Linked DNA regions of Homo sapiens: region 2 is linked to region 1. A link is a contact called in ENCODE Hi-C or POLR2A ChIA-PET data. All regions are on one chromosome and are shown on one strand. The core of a region is the stretch at or near the end of the contact, and the rest is flanking DNA. Distances in the headings are between cores, read along the strand shown.

What was found. A loop is a pair of places that touch in the nucleus more often than their neighbours do. ChIA-PET counts read pairs that join two places held with the same protein, here RNA polymerase II (POLR2A). Pooled maps may share reads with other maps.
Region 2: a loop to region 1 is called in a pooled map, with 2.2 times the contacts of the local background. The contact joins two enhancer-like sites. A Hi-C loop is called at or near these places in 1 of 50 pooled maps. POLR2A ChIA-PET finds 5 or more read pairs at or near these places in 4 of 52 experiments (GM12878, PC-9, RWPE1 and 1 more).

What each region holds. Positions count from the first base shown.
Region 1 is chr6:16,946,026-16,949,318 of GRCh38, reverse strand. LOC107986573 (a long non-coding RNA gene) reads left to right here. Exons shown (of 4, transcript XR_001744006.2): 4 at 1-804. Among named protein-coding and RNA genes, the nearest start is that of STMND1, 150 kb to the left of the region's middle. Within about 2 kb of position 1,483, at least 8 of the 41 ENCODE cell types and tissues checked have a DNase peak (open chromatin) inside an H3K27ac peak, as active enhancers do.
Region 2 is chr6:17,031,626-17,034,918 of GRCh38, reverse strand. It overlaps LOC105374951 (a long non-coding RNA gene), which reads right to left. Exons shown (of 3, transcript XR_926534.3): 3 at 694-1,080. Among named protein-coding and RNA genes, the nearest start is that of STMND1, 69 kb to the left of the region's middle. Within about 2 kb of position 1,823, at least 17 of the 41 ENCODE cell types and tissues checked have a DNase peak (open chromatin) inside an H3K27ac peak, as active enhancers do.

The sequences.
Region 1 (3,293 bases), core at 234-2,733:
TAACAACACTGTGTAGTGTTATGTCCTAAATAACCCCTGAGAGACTATTTTGACCTGGTTCTGTCTTCATGAGACTAGCCCATGTGGATGAGAATGAATGTATTTGAGGAAGAGAGGATGGTCATTGAAAACCTAAATGAACTCATTTTCTAACTTGCCTGGAAGTCACCAGCATTTTTCATTTATTTGGAGATTGTTTTCAAGGGGACATTCTCACGCTAACCAAGTCTAAGGACACCTACAGAATCTGAACTTTCAATCTGCAGCATGTCCATCATCATCAGATGATGAACTGTGTGTGTTGGCACATTGTGGGAGGAGGTACATGGGCAGGAAACATTAATAACAGTTTGTGCTGTGAGCTCAAGAAAATCACTGGTCTGACATCATCGCTAAATATTGGAGGGTCTTAGGAGTCTCTAGATCCCTGGATCCCTCTTGGGAGTGAGGATCACGGACTTCCTCTTCAGTGAATGGAAATCTTACAACAAGTTCGCATCAACATCTTTGAGCCATTTCCTTCAGAGAAATCAACTGCTTTTCAGAGGACTTTCTCTCTGTGAATATTCTCTTTCTTCCCACGTCCCACTGCCTCCAACCCTTCAACTGAAAGAGAAAAAGCAAAGGCAGCAAGACAAGTGTGAATCTTGAAGGTACGTTGGATGGAAAGCACATACACAGGGAGCAAACACATATGCATCTGAGTTGCAGCTGTATCAGTAACCAGCTGTATGACCTTTGGCAAGTTGCTTAATGTCTCTTGTGTTTCCATTTGTGGTTATAAAATAAAAGAGTTGGACAAGAGGATTTCAACCTACTTTTTTCAGCCTTAAATATCTAGGAGTCTACAGCTTAGCTTCCTTCTTGAGCTCATAAACCCATCCATGAGATTCTTACTTATGAAACAAAAACTCATGAATGAGAATAGTGTCCTATGATCATACGACACTGGAATTCACTTTTAAAAAAAATCAAGATTACCTGGGTGACTCGAACGTCTATTAAATCCTCACTAAAGTCAAGAGGAGATCATCGCTCAGTACGATAATTTTAAACTAATCAACTCAGTAGTTTGTGGTTGGTAGTTGATCTCCAAGTCATTTCCATCCTCTAATAAATTATTCTCTTTTCCTTATCCTCATCTTCAGTTGAGATCACTATAGCTGACACTCTGGGGTGAATCTTCAGTCAGTTACCACCACCACCAATCCTGACTCCAGGCCAAGGGATTTTAACATAGAAACACAAAACCCATCCTTGAACAACAAAACATCAATTCTCACAGGAAGTAGCTCTTGCTTTGTTTTAATAAAAAACAGTCTTAGAGCACTTACACACACACACACACACACACGCAAACCACACGTGGAAAAAATGTGTCATTTGTACCTTTGCCTAGAGGAAAATGTTGAAACTGCACCTTGGTTAATAGAAATGGAATCACCATTGAGTCTCTAAGTGATTTTTCTCAGCAAGTGGGAGAGGCACAGAGTGGAGTACTCAGAGAGTCAGAAGAAATCCGATCTGAAGTGACTTGGCATTTTGGTGCACCCAGAACTGAAGTGCTGGGAGTCAGATTTCAGGAAATAGAGGGGAGGAATTTGAACTGCATGGAAGTGATTACAAGAGAGATAATGGACAATTACATCAGAACTAACTCAAACCTGCCAAGAGGCTCAGTCGCTCTTCATTAATAATGGTGATGCTGGCAACAAATGAAATAGATGAGTGAGAGGCCTTGACTGAGCATTGCTTCAGTTTGCATTCTGCCAACAAGTTTGCATGTGGCAAGCTGTAACTTTACTACTCAGAGTCATAAAAGAGCTGGGCACCATTCCCAGAACATTGCTAACTTTTCTTCTTTCTTCTGTGGTCCACATATTATAATTGTATGATTTTTTTCCCCAAAGCCATTTTCAACTCTGGAAATGGAGGGACAATGCAATGCACATGTTACTCAAGTTTAGACCTAGTTCTCTTCTGATGAGTTCTGCACTGACGTTTAGCTCCTGGCGGAATGGTGCTGGTTTAAAAGGTACATAGGATAACCTGCCTCAGTCACAGATGAAACGATACTAGCACTGCAACTGGATTGAAGCCCATTTAAACTTCACAAGGATTTGATTAGCTAAAGATGGCTTCGTAAGTCCTGGACCCCAACCCAGCCCCCTCTTACTCTTGGCGGGTGATCTTAGTAGGATGTTAGATATCAGCCAACTCAGCTTCCTTTCTGTTCACCCCCAAAGCTCTGGGGATTAACCTCATTTTCCCCTCCCTCCCTCCATCTCAGAGAAGAAAGTATCCCTTCTCTCCTCTAAGCCACACCCACCATGTCCTGAATCCCATCTCTTCCTTCTTGAGTCTGCAATGTGATCCATGCATGCACCTGTGTGAATTCACAAACAAAATTATGGGATCTCCTTCCATAGGTTTCTCCATTCCATACTCTCTGGCCCCCAAGTGCCCCTTTACCTAGTTCTTCAGGTCAGAAAGATGGTTATTATCTGAGTTGTAGCAGCCTGCATCTTGGACTCACTTTCCCAGCTCTGTGCTTAAAGCCACCTGCAGGGCAAAGCCATGAAGAAAGAAAGAAAGAAAAAAAGACACCTGGGAAATTCATTCCCTTGCAGGTCACTACTCCATGTTTCAACTTCCCTCCACAATTTGCCTGATTTGACCTAATTTTCAGAGTCCTCTCCCGCATCATTTCCTCTCTGACTGAGGCAGATGGTTATTATTTAACTTCTCCTCTGGGTCTCTGCTCCTGGCCTTCAAGCAAGACCGCCAGCTCTTTCTAAGACATCTTTGTCTCCACCTTGCCTCCTTAGCCACACCGCATCCTGCCCTCTTCTTCCTTTTCCTTTCCAAGCTCCTTGAAAATGTACTTTCTACATGAACTTAGACTTTGTTTCTGGCATAACAGGGCAAGTCCACCACAGTTGACCTCTCCCACTGATTATAACTAAAAACTCTGGGCAAAATACAGAAACCAGCTCCCCAGGGACCCTGAAAATTAAGCCAAAGCAGGCAGGCAGATTGGGGAAGGAGGTTGAAACTTGGAGAGGCGACCTGCAAAAGAATGAATTTCTCAAGTGCGTTTTTATCCTTTTCTCATGTCTTTTCCCTGAGGGCAGCCCCAGACACAGAGCTGGGAAGGATCAGCTGGGCTGAGTGCTGAAACTTAGATGATAGCCTCAACATTCTGGATGAAAGACCTGGGAAAAGGGGCCAGAAGTGTGGAGAGGAGAGAGTTAGTGAAGGGGATCCCATAATCCTGTTTATGAACCCACACA
Region 2 (3,293 bases), core at 574-3,073, 85 kb before region 1:
ATGGGGTGGTCATGATCTTTGTGAAAAAGGGATCCAAATTTAAAAGAGAAAATTCTGGTTTACTATCTTATCAGTTTCTTCATCTATACAAAGGGATGACATGTTTCTCCAGCAACTATTTGGTTACTCAGTGGAATAGTTCTTACAGGCAAGTCAGGATAAATGCTTGATTCTTTCCCCCTTGCAATTATTATCTTTATTAAAGCTCAAATTGTTCCATATTTGACCTTACCCTCTTGTTATAGAATAAAAAGAGATCATGGTAGCCATTATTATAATCACCGTTATTAATAACACATCCATAGTAAATAAAGCCTGGCCAGCTTGCCTTTTTTCATAAGAACATGACCCTGTTCTAGTCAATGCTTAATCAGAAAGGCACTGTGTAGCGAGCACAACAGCCATGTAATTTGAAGTTATCACATCTAACTTGTAAGGTAACTATTCTTGTCATCATATAGATAAGGAAATGAAGGCTCTCAGGGGTTGAATAATATTACCAAAAACAAATATCTAATGTAAGTAATAAGACCGCAATTTTATTTTTTATTTTTTTGAGACAGGGTCTCTCTCTGTCACCCAGGCTGGAGTGCAGTGGCACGATCATGGCTCACTGTAGCCTCAATTTCCCAAGTTCGGACGATTCTCCTGCCTTAGCCTACCGAGTAGCTGGGACTACAGATGCACCACCATGCTCAGCTAATTTTTGTATTTTTTGCAGAGATGGGGGTCTCACTATGTTGCCCAGGCTAAGATTGCCATTTTAACTCAGTTTTGTCTTGCTTCAAAGCACAAAGTGTTTCTTCTATACCATACCTCTTTGCAAACTCATCCGGAGCAGGCAGGGAGCAATGGTTTTATCTATATTGTAGTATCGCCTGCAGATGCAGACACTGTGATAAATCTTTTTTAGATGGAGAATCTGATGAACATGATGATAATACCGGAATGATGATGATAAAGTAGAACAAAGTGAATTGGAGAAATGAATTGCTTCAGCCATGTTCCTGTCCTCAGGTGTTCAGCTGCTTCTGATAAAAGCACAATCTTCCACTGCAGTTAACGCTGTGTAGGCTTGGCCTGAGAGAATCAAGAATAAAGCTGATTGCAAACTTGGTGCATAACAGAGAAAATAAAGACATCATTTACTGACTGATTTGGACTAAGAAAAGATGTATTTACTTGCAGTTTATTATGTTGAATGTGACAGGCATACATTTGTGCTTTTTATTGAATGATGACTTACTACATACAGGAATTGGTGCAATTTGTAATGCAGATTATGTTTTTAAACAAAAAAGGGTGCAAATACACTGATGGCTGTCACATGACTCGCTCTGCACTTCTCAAAAAGTGGCTGGAGCGTGGGCGGAACGACAAATATACCCTAGATGCACAAATGTAATTTCCAAAGAAGAAGATTCTGGGCAGCTTCCAATTCAGTCGGGCAGATTTAGACAGAAGAAATCCATGGCTAAGAAAAGCTAAGTATCCTAAAATAGCAGGAATTGGAGTAGGATCATGTGAATCACTCCCATTAACTGCTGAGATGCCTCCAGACAGAGCAAGAAGAGCCACAGCTAAAATCAGGATGTGGCGTGAAAGCGTCCATGTTGGATCTCTGTAAGATTCCTAAAGTTAAATACCTGGGAATCCCATTTTTCTTCTAATGATGGGAGGTGGGAGCATGGGAAAGACGGAGGAATCTCCATTCTATGTGAAATGCAACGGAATGAGGGCTTGGCTCACAGCTGATTTTCTGAGTAATGAGTTTGGTGACCTCACCAGCTTCTAGGCATTGGGCCAGATCTTGTCTCGTGATGCACATTTGTACAATTCCTCGAGGATGCAGACTTGGGTTTTCCACTTGAAGTGAGTTTGTGAATTTACAAGTGGGCAGGCTTCAGTCTATTTTCCGTGATAATCAACCATCATATTTGTTTCCTTCAAAACATAACTGCAGTTAAAACATCCTAGTTTCTTTGAGATAAAGGCAAATTTTATTAATTGCTTTTCTTCATCTGACTGTTTGGGCTTTACAGCTCACTTCCTCCAGTGATCCAGCCATTAAGGAGTGTTCATTCATGCTAACAGCTTCCATTTAAACTGCTTGTGACTAATATTAGAGGGAATGGATGATTAAAGGGGCAACCCATGCAAATATTTGAAAATAAATAGAAACGTTTTTATTCCGAGGCTTTTATTTGCCTTGAGGGAAGGCAAAGCTGGGCATGACATAATTTTCAAATTATGTTTCATGGCTTTTTCATCACTTCAAATATGAGTCTCTTTTGTTTAACAGAGATGTCGTGGCCTGGGAAAAATGACACGTCAGAATGGTTTCTTCTCTTACGATCTTGGCGCTTCACAATTAGTAATAATTCTGCTATGGAGATTTTGACTCTGACCTCCCCCAGTTGGTAATTTACCATAGACAACTTTCCCTCCTAATAATCTGTAGGGCCTACCCCCTAGCTCACACCTGTTGGAAAGCCCTGGCTCTTGTGCGAGAGCCCCCCAGTGCATTTCAAAGAAAGGCTCAGCTTGCCAGCTCTTGTCAAAAGTTATCACAGACCGCGATTCCATTTAAGGCCCGGGCGCAGCATCAGAGGCCAGAACAACTCTACGTCTATACTGCAAATCCCTGCCCAGCGAATTCATGCTGCAACCAGCGCACAGCAGCGGGCCGGCGCCTGTTTTGCACGGTGGTGAGGCGGCGGGTCTATTTTTAGGCAGCTGATGGTAGATTTGCCTTCCACAGATCTGCTTTCCCCCCTCTGATTACAAAAAGAGGGCCTGCGTCTGTGCAAATGAAAATCAATGGGTGAGCCAAGGAGTGCCAGCGCGCTCTGAAGCCCTCTTTGTTCCTCAAAGGCTCCAAGCCTCTGTGCGGCGATGCCCCGCCTTGCCTCAGAAGCTGCCTTGCCTCAGAGGCTATTTGGATGCAGAGGTGTTTTGACCAAGGGCATTTGGTCTTGTTTTGTTTTGTTTTGTTTCATGTTCCAGGCAGGACATGAAATAGGAAAAAAGGAATGGAAATCGCCATTTCCACCCTCCCCACAACTTCCCTGCCATGACAACTCGCCGGCCTCGCGTGTACCTCCAGAGCCCTCTAGGACAAGCCTGGGGGCTGTGTGGGTGGCAGCAGCAGTAAGGAGAAAGAAGCGGGAAGAGAGGCACCTGCTTGTCCTCAAGTAGAAGCAAACGAGTGGCCTCAGTATCCTTTTCATTCTCCTCCTGAGCCACTGCCAGCTTGAGTGAACTTTCCTAGGACTAGTACTAGTGTCTGTGGG